2 separate regions of the Homo sapiens genome follow, and region 2 is linked to region 1. The links are chromatin loops, found by intact Hi-C in ENCODE. Cell type or tissue: gastrocnemius medialis. All regions are shown on one strand. Each heading gives the region's core, and the rest is flanking DNA. Links, peaks and the distances in the headings are about the cores only. Region 1 overlaps LINC02988 (long intergenic non-protein coding RNA 2988). Region 2 overlaps VPS45 (vacuolar protein sorting 45 homolog).

Evidence for each region. Hi-C counts contacts between places; a loop is a spot of excess contacts. Peaks named below come from ENCODE experiments on the same cell type or tissue, not always from the same donor. Only the 100,000 strongest peaks of a DNase experiment are listed, where the experiment ranks them.
Region 2: a loop joins it to region 1, with 2.7 times the contacts of the local background. A loop is called at or near these places in 20 of 110 quality-filtered maps.

Annotation. Positions count from the first base shown.
Region 1 is chr1:150,164,934-150,173,271 of GRCh38, reverse strand. The region is part of intron 2 of LINC02988 (long intergenic non-protein coding RNA 2988); the gene reads right to left. Among named protein-coding and RNA genes, the nearest start is that of LINC02988, 8.4 kb to the right of the region's middle. RefSeq lists enhancers at 7,810-8,079, 8,260-8,309. In gastrocnemius medialis, for the core only: CTCF peaks have their summits at 4,105 (motif pointing right) and 7,082 (motif pointing right); a DNase peak (open chromatin) is centred at 4,101; H3K27ac peaks cover 349 bases.
Region 2 is chr1:150,087,882-150,096,201 of GRCh38, reverse strand. VPS45 (vacuolar protein sorting 45 homolog) reads right to left here. Exons shown (of 15, transcript NM_007259.5): 11 at 4,107-4,265; 12 at 3,793-3,900; 13 at 2,554-2,675. Among named protein-coding and RNA genes, the nearest start is that of VPS45, 24 kb to the right of the region's middle. In gastrocnemius medialis, for the core only: no CTCF peak of the experiment used is centred there; no DNase peak of the experiment used is centred there; H3K27ac peaks cover 1,218 bases.

The sequences.
Region 1 (8,338 bases), core at 276-8,275:
TCCACAGGAGAAGGTGCCCAAAGCTTCCCGTGTAGCTCTTCCCAGACTTTGCCCTCTGTATCTCTTCTCTTGGCTGGTTCTGATTTGTACCCTTTTGCTGCAATAAAAGTTTAACTTATCATAAGTATAGTGCTTTCCTGAGTTCTGTGAGTCATTGTAGCAAATTATCAAACCTGCAGGGGTAGTGGAACCAACCCCTGAACTGGCTACTGGTGTCTGAAGTGAGAGTGGCCTGAAGTGGAGGACTGTTCCTTACCCTGTGAAGTCTGGCCTGAATCCAGGCAGTTGGGGTCAGACATCACTGCATTTCCCAAAGCCTGCTTTTAGATTTTGATTTTGACACTTTTTGACACTTTCTACCTTGGTTACTTCTCTCGATTTCATTTTTTTTTTTTTTTTTTTTTTAAGTACAGATTCTTGCTCTGTCACCCAGGCTGGAGTGCAATGGCACGATCTCAGCTCACTGCAACCTCCGCCTCCCAGGTTCACCTGATTCTCCTGCCTGAGCCTCCCGAGTAGCTGGGGTTATAGGTGCCCGCCACCACGCCCGGCTAATTTTTTTTGTATTTTTAGTAGAGATGGAGTTTCACCATGTTGGCCAGGCTGGTCTCAAACTCCTGACCTCAAGTGATCCACCCGCCTCGGCCTTCCAAAGTGCTGGGATTACAGGCGTGAGCCACCATGCCTGGCCGGCTTCAATTTTTCTAATCCTTAATTTGGGGGTCATACTTGTCCTATTTTCTTCACAGGGTTAATTATGAAGATCAAAAATTAAATAGTGTGTGTGTGAGAGAGCTATTGATGGCAAACAAGAACATGCTATCTAAAACTGTAAAGGACCATCAAAAGGTATTACTTTTATTACAATGGAACTAAATGGTGGGGATAATGTGGTGGAGATGTACATGTGTTAGGTAAGGCTTTCTTCAATCATTCATTACACAAATAAAGATTGAGTTTAGGTGTGGGGAGATAAGTCAGGGCCCCACCCTGTGCGGGCTTCTATTCTACCCAGGGAGAGAGAAAATAAAGAGGCAACTGAGGAGAATAATTAGACTGTGGTCATTGTTGTGATGGAAGCAGAATGATAAGGTAACAATTCTGTTGGAAGGGGTGCCTCTCAAGACAGAGCAGCCAGAGAAGGCTCATAAGAACTGATGTTTGGATAAAGAAGTTAAAAAAGAGAACAAGGGTATTTTAGGCAGAAGGAATAGCAAGGGCAAAGGTCCTGAGGTGGGAAAGAGCTTGGCGTGTGTACAGAACAGAAAAGAGATCTGTGTGTCTGGCCTGGGGATAAGGTTGGAGATATGCATGAGTCAGAAGAAGAAGGACCTTTTTTTTTCCCTTTTTCTTTTTTGAGACAAGCTCTCACTCTGTCGCCCAGACTGGAGTGCAGTGGGACAATCTTGATTCACTGCATCCTTGACCTCCCAGGCTCAAGTGGTCCTCCCACCTCAGCCTCCCAAGTAGCTGGGACTATAGGTATGCATCACCACGCCTGGCTATTTATTTGTATTTTTAGTAGAGATGAGGTTTTGCCATGTTGTGCAGGCTGGTCTCAAATTCCTGGGCTCAAGCTATCTGCCTGCCTCAGCCTTCCAAAGTGCTGGGATTACAGGCATGAGCCACTGTGCTTGGCAGAGAAGGGCCTTATTTGCCAAAGAAAATATTTGGATTTTTAAGAGTGACATGAAATTAGGGTGGTTTTAAGTAGTCAAGTGACATGAACTGCTTTAAGAAGACACTCCAGGCTGGGCGTGGTGGCTCACACCTGTAATCCCAGCACTTTGGGAGGCTGAGGCTGGCAGATCACCTGAAGTCGGAGTTCAAGACCAGCCTGACCAACATGGAGAAACCTCGTCTCTACTAAAAAAAAAAAAATACAAAATTAGCCGGGCATGATGGCACATATACCTGTAATCCCAGCTACTCGGGAGGCTGAGGCAGGAGAATCACTTGAACCTGGGAGGCGGAGGTTGTGATGAGCCGAGATTACACCATGGCCCTCCAGCCTGGACAACAAGAGCGAAACTCTGTCACACACACACACACACACACACACACACACACACACAAACAAAAACAAAAACAAAAACACCCACACACATACAAGAAGACACTCCAGCTGCTGAATGGGGATGAGAGGAGGCAAAGAGACATCACTAGACTATGTAGGGAAGGAGCTGGCAGAGGAGAGATGGAGAAATGGTCATATTCCAGCTATGCTTTAAGGTAGAACCAAAAAGACTTGCTGATGGATTAGATGTTGGGGATGGGAAAGACAAGAGGAAGAAAGGTTTGTCAGCTGCCTCCTCTGAGAAGCAGATACTGAATGAGGAGTGTAAGAGGCCTAAGAGGGAGTACCTATGAGAGGGGACAGGAAGCAGGGTTCAACAAGGAGAGCCTCAGACTGAAATGCAGATAGAATCTTGGGCAACATATTGGGGAACTCCAGAGCAAAGGTGTTTCATTAGAGGGGTTCGCATAGGGCAGAAATGTCCAGGCCCTAAGAACCCCTCCACTCTGCTCAGTCACTGGCCAGAGCCTGCTGAGAGCAGTGTGCCTTGGCTGGAAAACTGAGACAGATCCCTCAGCACTAACAGCTGGAGGCTGACAGCTAACTGTCCTCCTTGCAGCTGAGCAGCAAGTTCTTTCTTGAAGACAAATCCAAGTGGGGCACCTTCATGGCTACCACAGTCTTCCTTTTGTACCATGTGGATCTACTTTCCACACACATTGAGGGGTAGCTCTTCCGGGGTTTCAATGGGCTCTTTTCTTGAAGGGACTTAGTTAAGGGAGGTCAGTGGGTTAACCACAGGCTGTTGCTGCAGTTGGTCTTGCAATAGGTAACATCATTTCCCTCCTCCATTATCCATTCTAAATTCCACTCTCCCTCTCTGCTACAGATGACACCACTGTCATTTCTGCTGGTCTCGATAGCCTACCAGGTGGCGTAGCACAACCCTGATTCCTGAGAGGCTCTGAGTCCCTGATCACGTCACCCTTCACAGGCTGGGCTGCACTTGCCATTCAGGTCACCATTGGGCATGAAAGGTATCATCAAGAGGTGCTCAAGTGGCTGACCTGAGTTTCACACATATTCCTGCCTTATTGTCCAAGAGCAGTTCTAGCTCCTTTTGTTGATCAGGCTCTATATCCCTGCCCCAGGCCCACACAAAGCTGCACCCTCTAGAATACAGGCTGGAGCACTATTCCCAGGCATGGAATATGCTTGCTGCCAGAACCCTCCAGGCATTTTAGTTCCTTCTTTGTGCATGCAAGACGCAGCATTTTGTCTTTTGTTTCAGAGGCAACGTCCTAGTACACCCTTTACCACTGGATTCCAAAAAACTTTATGGGAGGGGCAAGCCCTGGAATCTTCAGAGAGTTTATGTCTCATTTTCTAGAGTGCATGTGTCTTCCCGAGGCTTTCAGGTGTCAGCCACCTCTTGCTATTCTCCCAAATTAGCCTAATGTCATTGATGAATGGAGCATTGTGATATTCTGTGGGAAGTCCAGATGATCTAGATCTTTTCTGAATGTATCATGACATAGATTGGGAGAGTTAACAACAACCCTGGGGGCCGGGGGAATCTAAATGAATATTGTCATCCAGTCCATGTGAATGCTGTTTCTGATTCTCTTTCTTGATCGAGATAAAGAAGAATGCATTTGCCAAATCAATGGCCAAATGTCATGTACTTGAAGCCATATTTATATAATCTAGCAATGACACCACACCCTGCATGATCACTCGGGGCTTGAGCTGAGCTAGGAATCGTCTATGGTTATTTCCCAGGATCCATGTGTTTTCTGCAGGGGCCAGGCTGGTGAATTAAACAGAGGTATGACACAGACCACAATCCTTGCATCCTTGAGGTACTTAAGGGTGGCAATGATCTCTATCTTCCCTCTGGAATGAGATATTATTTTGTATTTGCTATCTTGGCTGGGTGAAGGGGGACGGACACAATTTCAGAGGCTTCCACTGACCTTCCCCACATGATAGCTCTTATATCATAAAGCAGGGGCCCCACATCGGGGCTTCCCCAACTGCTGAATATACCAATCCCAGTTATACACTCAGGGACTGGGGCAATGACCACCAGGTGGAGCCACGGCCCCGGTGGACCCACTTGAAGCTGGACATCAGCCAGAATCCCCATTTTACCTGACCTATAGCCCATCATTGTAACAGGGGCCATAATGACATTTCAGGTCTTTGAATATCAGTGTCATTTCAGGCCCTGTGTCTAGTGGATATTCCTCCTCTCCCAGGTGACAGTCACCCAGGACTGGTGGAATTATTACAGTGCACACTTGCTGTGATGTTGCAGGGACCTTCCTCTCGGGGACTCTGTCACATTTTCCCATTCAATAGATTTCAGGTCTGAAAAATGTCTCAGGTCTAGGAAATGAGAAGGAATCATGACTTTTTTTTTAGTATTCTTAAAACATATATTTTATTTTAAATAGTGATAAAAACATAACATTTTCAGCTGGGTGTGGTGGTGTGCGTTTGTAGTCCCAGCTACTTGGGAGGCTGAAGTGGGAGGATCGCTTGAACCTAGGAGGTCAAGGCTGTAATGAGCCGAGATAGCGCCACTGCACTTCAGCCTGGGCAACAGAGCGAGACCCTGTCCCCAAAAAAGAAAAAAACCACACACAAAACAACATTGATTATCTTAACAATTTGTAAGTGTACAGTTTCATAGTTTTAAGTATATTCACAGTGTTGTGCAGCTGAGCTCTAGAGCTGCTCATCTTGCAACACTGACCCCCCCATACCTATTAAACAACAACTCCAAATTTCTCCCTGCCCCTGGCTCCTGGCAACCACCATTCTACTTTATGTTCCTATGAATCTGACTACTTTAGATACCTCATATAAATAAAATCATACAGTATTTTTGTCTTTTTGTGACTGGCGTGTTTCACTAAGCATAATATCCTCAAGGCTCATCCATGTTGTAGTATGTGACAGGACTTTCTTCCTTTTTAAGGCTGAATAATGTACATTTCCCATTTTATTTATCCTTTCATCCATCAATGGACACTTGAGTTGCTTCCTTTTGGCTGTTGTGAATAACGCTGCTGTGAATATGGGTGTGCAAATATCTCAAGACACTGCTTTCAATACTTTTGAAGTGGGATTGCTGGATCATACGGTAATTCCATTTTTAATTTTTTGGGAACACTCAGACTGTTTTCCACAGCAGCTGCACCATTTTACATTCCCACCAACACTGCACAAGGCTTCCAATTTCTCTACTTCAAGACTTTTTATGGGGGCAACTGTGCTCAGCCTATTCTTGCATTTGTTTGATTTGCCCTTGTTGGCTGTTAATTTTATCCCTAGGGATATCATGTTCTATTAATCAACTTAATTTCCCCTTGACTGGCTTTTTTATTGATTGATTGATTGAGACAAGGTCTCACTCTGTCACAAGGATGGAGTGCAATGGCACCAGCCTAGGAGGCTCACTGCAGCCTCCAACCCCTGGGCTCAAGGGATCCTCCCACCTCAGCCTCCCAAGTAGCTGGAGCTACAGGCACATGCAACTATGCCTGGCTAATTTTTTTTTTTTTTGAGATGGAGTTTTGCTCTGTCGCCCAAGCTGGAGTGCAGTGGCGCGATCTCAGCTCACTGCAAGCTCTGCCTCCCGGGTCACACCATTCTCCTGCCTCAGCCTCCCGAGTAGCTGGGGCTACAGGCGCCCACCACCACGCCCAGCTAATTATTTTTTGTATTTTTAGTAGAGACGGGGTTTCACCATGTTAGCCAGGATGGTCTCGATCTCCTGACCTCGTGATCCGCCCGCCTCGGCCTCCCAAAGTGCTGGGATTTATAGGCGTGAGCCACCGCGCCTGGCCGTGCCTGGCTAATTTCTAATTTTTTTTTTGTAGAGACAGGTCTTACTATGTTGCCCAGGTTGGTCACAAATCCCTGGCCTCAGGTGATCCTCCCACCTTGCACCAGGATTACAGGCATGAACCGTACCTGGTCTTGACTGGCTCTTTGACTTTGCTGGTCATTGAGAGAACTGTGACCTCCTGGCTTCTATTGTTGCCACCTGGCCTTTATTGCTTGGCATTGGGGAGGGGGTCGGTTATTTCCATTGCTATCAATAATCCCAGCTTTGTTATGACCTCTCCTACCTTCATCCCTGGCCCACTGTCTGTCTAGCTCCCATTTTGTTTATTGATGCTGGTGCCCCCCTCACCAATGCTGTGGTAAAGGATGTGTGTCTTCCATGGAACATAATCCCACGGTGAGTCTTTAGACCTCAAATAATACATTCCAACATGTCTACTTTCCTAAACTTTTAAATTTCTTCCTCCACTGCTGATGTGGAGGAAGCATTGAAATTCAAGCATTTCAACTGGGCTGCGTGGGTCATTACTTTTTCAAGGCTTGTAGGAGCACAATAATATTCATATATCTGAACTATTTCGTGGGGTCCTTGCTGGAGTGTAAATCCTGTATCCCAAGAAAGTGCCCCTAAATTAATAAACTTTCTTATCCAGGTTTCTATTCTGATATTCTCAAAACTCTAGGTCCGGCTGGGCACAGTGGCTCACGTCTGGAATCCTAACACTTTGGGAGGCGGAGGCGGGTGGATCACTCGAGGTCAGGAGTTCGAGACCAGTCTGGCCAACATGGTGAAACCCCGTCTCTACTAAAATTACAAAAAATTAGCCGGGCGTGGTGGCAGGTGCCTGTAATCCCAGCTACTAGGGAGGCTGGGGCAGGAGAATCGCTTGAACCCAGGAGGCGGAGGTTGCAGTGAGCCGAGATCGTGCCACGTGCTCCAGCCTGGGGGACAGAGCAAGACTCCATATCAAAAAACAAACAAACAAACAAAAACAAAAAAAAATTCTAGGTCCATGGGAACCTCCCCCGCTCCTGTGGGTACATGCTTGGTTTAGTTCCTTTCTTCCTTGTAAGGCCCAGCACATTCTTGGCTCTGAATTACGTGGTGACTTATGTCCAGTTATTCTGGTAGCCAGAAGAGGAGATGGGGCTGATCTGGTGGGGCACTCCTGTTATGTTTCAGGGAGAGATCTCTGCATTGCCTTTCCTGGGCAGCAGGTGGTGCTAGCTCTTAATAGAGAGGGGTGGGTCCTCTTAGCAGGGTATGTGGGGTCAGAGGAATCTGGGAACCAAAATCTTCAGGGATCTCCACCATCCAAGGTACCAGATGTCCCCATTCTGCGTGTTGGAATCCCAGCCCAGGTATTCTCAGCCACGGCCTTGATCTTGATGGGGCAGATCTACCTTGGCTGAGGGTTCTAGCCACCTGCCTCAGCCTCAGTGGGGTGTTAGTTTTTGAAGCTCCTGGTTGCTATCAATTTCTGAGTTCTGTCTATCTTTTATGGCTCTTCTGTTGCAGGCGATCTCTTTGCTACCAAAGAAGCCCCTGGCCCTCACACTTAGTTTCAGTTGTTTGCTAAGTGCCTTTCCTTATCTTTCTGTACGATACCAGTGCAGCTGAGTAACAGCCAATTCCTTTGTCATTGTGTGCTTTGTTCTCCTGTGCATTTTTGGTGTGTTTTAATTTTAATGTTAAAAATGGACACACTGTTATTGCCCATCCTTATGGGGTACAATTTATCTCTGTACTTTTCAAAAGCCTGAATTGTTTCACTGACCAGGTGGTCCCTGCCATCAGCACATTCTCCTAAATTACCAATGGTGAAAGTTTTTCTTGCTGGAGACTGTTCTGGTCTCTTATTTTTCTGTCAAATTCTGCTTGCAAACTGAAAAGTTTCTTTTTTAGTTCCTCTTTCCTGCAATACCTTACCAATCACAGCTAAGAAAAGCCTGTTGCTACTTTTAACATTCTGCCTGGAAGTCTCTTTAGCTACCTCCAACAAATTTATTAGGTATATTTTCTAGCTCCCAAGATACCACAGGTGACAGTTTTGTGAATGATTCCACCGCCATATAACACGGGTGGTCTTTCTCCCGTCTCTGAGAGCAGTTTTCTCCCTGCTCATCCAGACTCTGTAAGTCTCCTTGCTGCCCTTCTAGGCTGTCTGCTGCTGGGTCCCAAGATCAATGCCACTTGTTTCAGGTTTTAGTTAGGGCAGCATCCCACTTCCAAGAAACAATCTTTGTTTTAGTATCTATTGCTGAGTAACAAACCACCCCAAAACCTAGTGACTTAAGACAGCAATGGTTTGTTAGTTTCTCACACTTCTGGGGGCTGGCCGAGCGGCTGGTCTCTGGTCTTGCTTGTGTGCTGCTCCAGCTGTGTCTGACTGGAGGCTTGGATGCTGGGACAGAGCCATGTGGTTTCATGGTCTCATAGCAAGGATGCTCGCCCAGGCTTCT
Region 2 (8,320 bases), core at 1-8,000, 77 kb after region 1:
ATTACTAATGTTTTTGTCAACTCTCAATATGTGACATTTCTACTTGTTATCTAATAGACATCTCCAACTGAACAACAAAACTCTGTTTCTCCTCAAAGCCTGAGAGTTATTCTTGACTTCTCTCTTACCCTTGTTCCATAAATCTGTGCCATTAAATATGACTATTGATTCTGGCTTCTCTCTCAGCCTCCTACCCAAACCACTTCCATTTCTCACCTGGACTACTGCATTCATCTCCTCAGTAGTCTCTCTGCTTCTATTTTTGCCTTCAATAATCCATTCTTACCACAAATATCTTTTAAAACACAATTAAGTTCATGTTACTCATATGCTTAACTCTTCAATGGCTTCCTATGACATTAAAAAAAAATCTCTTTACTAGGGTCTTCGAGAACCGATGTGATCCAACCCTACCTATCTTTCAACCTCTTATTTCCTCCTTATTCACTATGCTCCAGCCAAGCAGGGCTCCCTTCTGTTCCATTAACTTGCCAAATTCTCTCTTTCTTCAAGACCTTTGCTCTGGTGTTTCCCTCTGCTTTGGATGCTTTCTCTCCTAATCATAGTGTGATTGCTTTTTTTTTTTTGAGATGGGGTCTCACTCTGTTGCCCAGGCTCGAGTGCAACGGTGCAAATTTCAGCTCACTGCAACCTCCGCCTCCCAGGTTCAAGCGATTCTTCTACCTCAGCCTCCTGAGTAGCTGGGATTACAGGCGCCTGCTACCCACGCCAGGCTAATTTTTGTAGTTTTAGTAGAGACAGGGTTTTGCCATGTTGGCCAGCCTGGTTCAAACTACTGACCTCAGGTGATCCTCCCGCTTTGGCCGCCCAAAGTGTTGGGATTACAGGCGTGAGCCACCGTGTCTGGTCTGGTTCTTTCTTATGACTCAAAGCTCATCTTAAATATCACCTCTCAGAGAGGTTCTCTCTCCATCTAAAGTAGTCCTCCCCACCCCTACAATTACTTTGAAGCTCATCACCCTATTTATTTCCTGGATAGCACTTATTAAAATTATATTCTTCATTTGTTTACTTGTTTACTCATTGTCTCTATGTAAGTTCTTTGAGGGCGGGTACCTTGTCTTTCCTGTCACTTCTATATCGCCAGCATCTACAACAGCTCTTAACATACTGAAAGCATTCAATCAACATCTGTTGTGTAAAAGGACAAAGCAACTGAATTATTAACTATATGCATACTTAGGTTATAGTGACAAATGGTAACAGATGTTGACAACTGATAAATGTGCATTTTGTTCAAGGAATATAATTTTGAGCTTTGTGTGGGAATGAATTATGTAAATTAGAAAGGTTTCCTGCTGTGTACTGATCATATACAGTATATTCTTCCGGTGGCCTGTGGTTTCCCTTTGGTAATAAATAATTCCTTGTTCAGTAATTCTTATAAAAATTCATAAGCAAATAAATGTTTTTATTTATCACATTAATGCAAAAGCTCAAGAATAGTTGTTTTTTAAAAAGCCTCTCAGATAGGTGCATAACTTTGGGCTGGCGTTCATTCTTCCCACTTAGCTGACATTTCTGAATCTTGATCCCAAGGTCTTTAAACATTTTATCTGAATGAGTGTACTCTCTGAATTTAACACCAAATGTTCTGCATCTCAACCTTGGACTTTTAAAAGATGATTTTTTTTTCTGTTCTGTACCAAATTACAGAAAAAAATTTTTTAAAGGACAAAGTGAAAAAATACACTTTATCACATAAAAGAATCACCTATGTATCTCAAAACATTTTTCTCATTCAGAATCTCATTATGTTTATAAAACACTATACTTCCAAGGCTCTTAGATGTTTATTAACTGAAATAATAGAAGAATTATGTCAACAGTAAAATTTTCACATTAATCTATCCAATAGGATTCAAGTATATATGTTAGCCCCTTAGATAACATGTGTTCCAACAAAAAAAATATATAATTTTTAACTAGGTAGAATTTATGTATACAGTATTTAAAATTTCAGGTTGGCCTAAATAAGTTGTTCTGGACAAGTTTTGTTTTTATTAAAAATTAACCACTGGATTAAGATGACAATTATTGCTTCCTTTAGTTAATACTCAAAAAGAAAGCCATCCTTTGCTCCTGTGTAACAAATGGCCTTTATTAATTAGGTCTCTCAGTTTGTGTGCTGGCAACATTTGGCAAAGTCCAGTCCTCACCAAAAATAGTAACAACCTGCTCTGGATGGCAATCAAGCAGCAAGCCTATTTTTGGCCTCAATGTTTGAAACACCAAATGCCAGATGCCATCGAACAGAACCTTAAATGGCATAAGTAAACTGGTCTGATACTGAAATACAGAAGGATTTGAGGCTCTCCAAAACACTTGTTTCTTTAGTACAAAAGAAATAAATGTTTCAGACTTAGCAGGGGAATTCATATCTAATGCTGACATATGTAAAACCAAAAGAATCTTAACAGAAGAAAGGAGCAGCAGAATGCTATAACCTCAGCTTTAGTCCTTAACATTACTCTAAATTTTCTGTTTGTTCAGTATTTCTGGCTTTTATTATTAATATCTTTGTTAGCTTACCTGTCTCTGAGTGTGCTGGGGCCTAAATAAGGATATAGGTTTTCCTTAAGCCTTCCTTTGATGAGATGATCCAGGGTTTCATGTAGGAAAGGTTGATGCTGTGTATATACATTTTCTACTCCCTAAAACAGGGGAAAATGGTTCTTATGTCATTTTTGGGAAATTGGCAACACAAGAATTAATAATATTCATATCAGAAAAGGACATACACTCAATAGAGATTTCATGGGATAGATTTACGTAACTGTGGGAAATTTAAAAATTATTTTAATCAGCTAGAAATGTTCTAATCTCATAAAAATTACTCTGTAATTTAGGGCTAGTTATTGTAAAGGATTTTTTAAAAATGGAATTGCTTAAATCCTTAATCATGTCTTCACTGTCTCTCACCCTTTTGTGAAATGTTAAATGATAGGTAGAGCAAATAAAAGGAAAGGATTATGTATAAAAAAGACTGAAAATACCCAGGAAAATAGAAAAACTTCAGGAAACATAAGAAAGGCTGCCGGGCGCGGTGGCTCACGCCTGTAATCCCAGCACTTTGGGAGGCCGAGGCGGGCAGATCACAAGGTCAGGAGTTCGAGACCATCCTGGCTAACACGGTGAAACCCCATCTCTACTAAAAATACAAAAAAAAATTAGCCGGGTGTAGGTGGTGTATGCCTGTAGTCCCAGCTACTCGAGAGGCTGAGGCAGGAGAATGGCGTAAAACCCGGGAGGCAGAGCTTGCAGTGAGCCGAGATCACGCCACTGCACTCCAGCCTGGGAGACAGAGCGAGACTCCGTCTCAAAAAAAAAAAAAAAAAAAAAAGAAAGGCTAGCAGATTAGAATTAATTTTTGAGTATTTTAAGAAAACAGGTTAGTATTTTTAAAAGATCAAAAGTTTGCTTCATCTTTAATTTCCTTCAAAGAGAAACTACCTAAAAAATCTTTAATTATAAACAAATGGTGTAAAATATCTGTGACTAACAGAACTGTTGGTCTTTTTCTTCTTATTTCCTGGAAATACCTCCAGTTATTTCCTGCTAAGCTATTTGGTCCAATGTTGATACGGCTCTAAGACAGAAAGCACTAAAAGAAAAAGCTTTCAAGAGGATGCCAGTTTTAATTTCATTTAACTGACACAGTACTAAATTAGCAGCAATCTTCAAGATACTTTGAAGATCATATTCATTCACTCTCAGCCTCAAGGACTTCAACTGTTCTCACTCAGGAGAGCATAGAGGAGATGTCTATACCTTCAGTCCTTTGAGGAATTGTTTGGTGATAGCCACAGCATCTTTGGGGCTGAAGAGGTCACTTCCTCTGACTCGTTTACCACCATATTCAACAACTGCAGACACGAGCTATTAAGAAAGAGAAGCAAATTTTGATTGCTTAGGCATCAGGAAGCCCATTTCATAAGAAAATAATTTTATTAAGGAAACAAAAATGAAAAGACAGAATTATACATTTCTGTAAATAAAAATAGTATGATTTATCATTCGTTAGAGCTAAGAATATAATAACAGAGTTGGTTCCTGTTTGGTGGGCTAATATGGAAACTGGTTACCTTTCGATACTTCTCAGAAACACCTTTATTCCTGAGGTCCATCATTAGTCCTGGCAGGCTATTGCTGCTGTGTCGCTCATAATGTAAAGCATAAAGCATCACCAGGCGGGCAGCATCAAACTCTGTCACTTTGGGGTTCTGCAGAAGCCTTTTTATATTCTGAAGAAAGATAGAACTTATATTTATCCCCCTTTCACTTGAGTCATCTGTTGTACAATGCCTTAGATCTAATAATTATTGAATGGTAGTGATACATCACTACTATGACAATTATAAGTCATACATTTAGCAACTGTCTCAACTATAGAAAATTAAATGCCTTTTGTCCAAGGTAAGAATTAAATAAGGAAATATATTTCCATTGTAATTGCTTTAGGACAAAAATGAATTTAATAATGGATAGTTCCACTTTTCTTTTCCAATAGCTGAAGTTGTAATTTCCTTGCTGAAAGAACACTTACTATTTCCACGACTTGAATCAATACGGCACAACAAAACTGACTAGTTGATTTGCAAAACCTACTGCTTTCTCTTAGTATTAATGATTGACCAGTGAAATGGAGACAAGTTGGTAGAATTTTACACAGACTGGGCTTGATCTCTAAGAAGCATCAGAACATGTCTCAACATGGTTGACAGAGATGAGTATGTAATAGCATGTAATCTCTAGATTTAGTACTTAATGATTTTAAGAGGCAGGTACCGATAGGAAAGGGGGCCAGGAGAAGCCATGTTTACATTTTTTAATCCTCATATTCAGGACCTTCCATATAGTATAGATTTATATTTATTATGCAGCAGAACAAATAATTTAATTCAAGTCAACAAATACTTTTGAGTCCCCATAAGGCAGTATGTCATGCACTGTTGCAGGCACACAGATAAGTTAAAGACAATTCCTGTCCCCAGTGAGTTCACAGTCAATGGGGTGAAGGATGATCAAAGTAATATAATTTATTCTGCTATATACATGTTTCTTTAATGTACTTTAGTTCTGTGAGATGGATAAATATGGAAATGGTGTCAGTTTAACACAGAAGGCATATTGGTTCACATGTAATTTTTCCAGAATGGATAGGCTTTCTTATGATTAAAGGGGAAGCCTTACCAATACCTTAAGAAAAAAAGATGATAATCCTACAGAAGTGTGTTCTGCAAGAAGTATCTGGTTTTGTAGCTTCAAGAACTGTTGCACTTTCCACTGTGTTATGCTATATGGGGAAAGGGCAAGTGCAAATAAAAAGGATGCAAATATATTGCACTGTGTAAAAAAGCAAAACAAAACAAAATAACAATCAAACACTGATTGATGAAGAAAGCTGTCTCCATATGGTATTTTTAATTTTGACAAAGTAGTCTTTATGAGAAGTGAGTATTTTCAAGACCTTATAATTTGAAGAAAACATGAGCCCCAGGAATAAGGCTGCAGAGGATGGACTGGCTCTATTTCTAGGTGCAAATGCCGGTGGAGATTTAACCATGCTAGTATTTTTATTATAATTGTTACTATTTTTATTAGGGCTCTGATTTAAAAATTATATGAATGTTTTCTTTCTTTCTATAGTCATGTAGATTTTAAGTGGTCTGCTTATAACCCTATATTCTCATAACCCTTTTTTTAGTGCATGTTTTTATAGAATATGAGGTTTTTCAGGAACAAATATGTGGTGTTATAACAGAAACATGTATGCAAAAAACAAAACAAAAAGCAAAAGCTGAAAATCAGTGCAAAAGAGGAAGGGGAGAGAAAGGGGAAGAGAAAGTATATTGGGTTGTTGAGAAATTAGGAAAGACTTCACAGAGGTGACACTTGCCAAAGGTCCTGAAGAATCAGTAAGTATTGGAACCAGTGTGAGAGACCAAAAGCAGTGGCACTATCAAAATAAATATGGAAATCAGAGGAAGAAATGGCTTGGTTTGAAAGGCTGGCAAGAGCCTTGAAGGGCACTGAATTCTGAGGACATAACTATCAACTATATGATTACTTTACAACTTACAAAATGCTTTCACGTACATTATCTCTTTTGTACCTGACAACAACCATGTCCAATGTCTAAGAGCTCTTCTGTTCACACTGACTAGGGACTATGATGATAATGGGGAACCTCCCATGTAGCTTTCAAGTACAGAGTTCTCTGAAAGAGATTTCTATTGTTGATTTTTTGGGTTACTATTTCACTACCATCATCCTTAAGGGATCAAAAAGGGAGAAACTTCTCTTCTGTAGATTTCGATCCCAAATTCGTAAGATTTTTCTTATTTTTTTCCTTTCATGGGATCTTTCCCCTAGAGCAGCCACGGAATACAGCCCATTTAGGGTATCTGTTCAAATGTTCCACTATTTTCTACTATAATATGAAGAAATTTCAGGTACAAATTATGTATGTATCTCAATCAACAGCGTAAGTTTAAAACATTAAGAAATCCTGTTGGGGGCCGGGTGCCATGGCTTACACCTGTAATCCCAACAATTTGTGAGGTCGAGGTAGGTGGATCACTTGAGGTCAGGAGTTCGAGACCAGCCTGGCCAACATGGTGAAACTCCCTCTCTACTAAAAATACAAAAAATTAGCAGGATGTAGTGGCGGGTGCCTGTAGTCTCAGCTACTCAAGAGGCTGAGGCAGGAGAATTGCTTGAACCTGGGAGGCGGAGGTTGCAGTGAGCCGAGATTACGTGCCACAGTACTCCAGCCTGGGCGACAGAGTGAAACTGTCTCAAATAAATAAATAAAAATTTTAAAAAATTTTTTTAAAAAGAAAAGAAATCCCATTTGGGATTTCTGTTGTTACTTTTCTTATAGGCACAATGTCTCATTTCCTGCCCTTGCAGTCACTCTCTTACCACCTTTTCTGGCTGATCTGTCTCTGTACTTTTAAGCAAATCTGAGAAATCCAAGTAACTATAAATTCACAAAACTGGTATGATGACAGTCAAAGACTATTTGCAGTAATCAGTCTCTGCCCTTTTCTATTTACCTTCACTTGGATCTTGACTCTTGGCTGTTTCTTATTAGAGATAGTAAGTGTTGTTGATGATGACGTGGAGAAATAAGAACCCTTACACACAACTGGTGGGAATGTAAATTAGTACAGCCATTATGGAAAATAGTATGAAGATTCCTTAAAAAATTAAAAATAGAACTACTATATGATTTAGCAATCTAACTACTTGGTATATATCCAAAGGAAATGAAATCAGTATGTTGAAGAGCTATCTGCACTCCTATGTTTACTGCAGCACTATTCAAAATAGCCAAGATATAAAATCAACCTAAATGTCCATCAACAGATGAATGGACCAAGAAAAGCAGTATTTAGGTCGGGCACGGTGGCTCAGGTCTATAATCCCAGCACTTTGGGAGGCCGATGCAGGTGGACTGCTTGAGCTCAGGAGCTGGGGACCAGCCTGGACAACATGGTGAAATTCTGTCTCTACAAAAATACAAAAATTAGCTGGGCATGGCAGTGTATACCTGTAGTCCCAGCTACTGGGGAGGCTGAGGTGGGAGAGTAGCTTGAGCCTGGGAGGCAGAAGTTGTAGTGAGCCAAGATTGCACCACTACCCTCTAGCCTGGGCGATAGAGCCAAACCCTGTCTCAAAAAAAAAAAAAAAGAAAAAAGGGAAAAGAAAATAGCAGCATATATATATATATATATATATTTATTATTCAGCCATGAAATAGAACAAAATCCTGTCATTTGTGGCAAAACAGATTAACCTGGAGGACTTACATTAAGTGAAATAAATCAGACACAGAAGGACAAATAGTGCACGATCTTACTCATATGTGGAATCTAAAAAGTTGTTCTCATTGAACTCATAGAAGTAGAGAGCAGAATAGCAGTTACCAGAGGATGGGATGGTGAAGGATAGGGGTGGTTAGAAATTGGTTAATAGGTACAAAGCTACAGTTAGATAGCAGGAATATGTTCTGGTGTTCTATTGCATAGTAGCATGAATAGAGTTAACAATAATGTATTATATATGTCAAAATAGCTATAAGAGAGGTTTTTAAATGTTCTTATCGCAAAGAAATGACAGATGTTTAAGGTGATGGATATGCTAATTACCCTGATTTGATCACTACACAATGTATACATGTATTGAAACATCACATTGTATTCCATAAATCTGTACAATCATTATGCATCAATCCTAAAAAAAATCCACTTCCATTCCTTGAGACTTGGTAGTGGTATTTAGATTGCCTGGC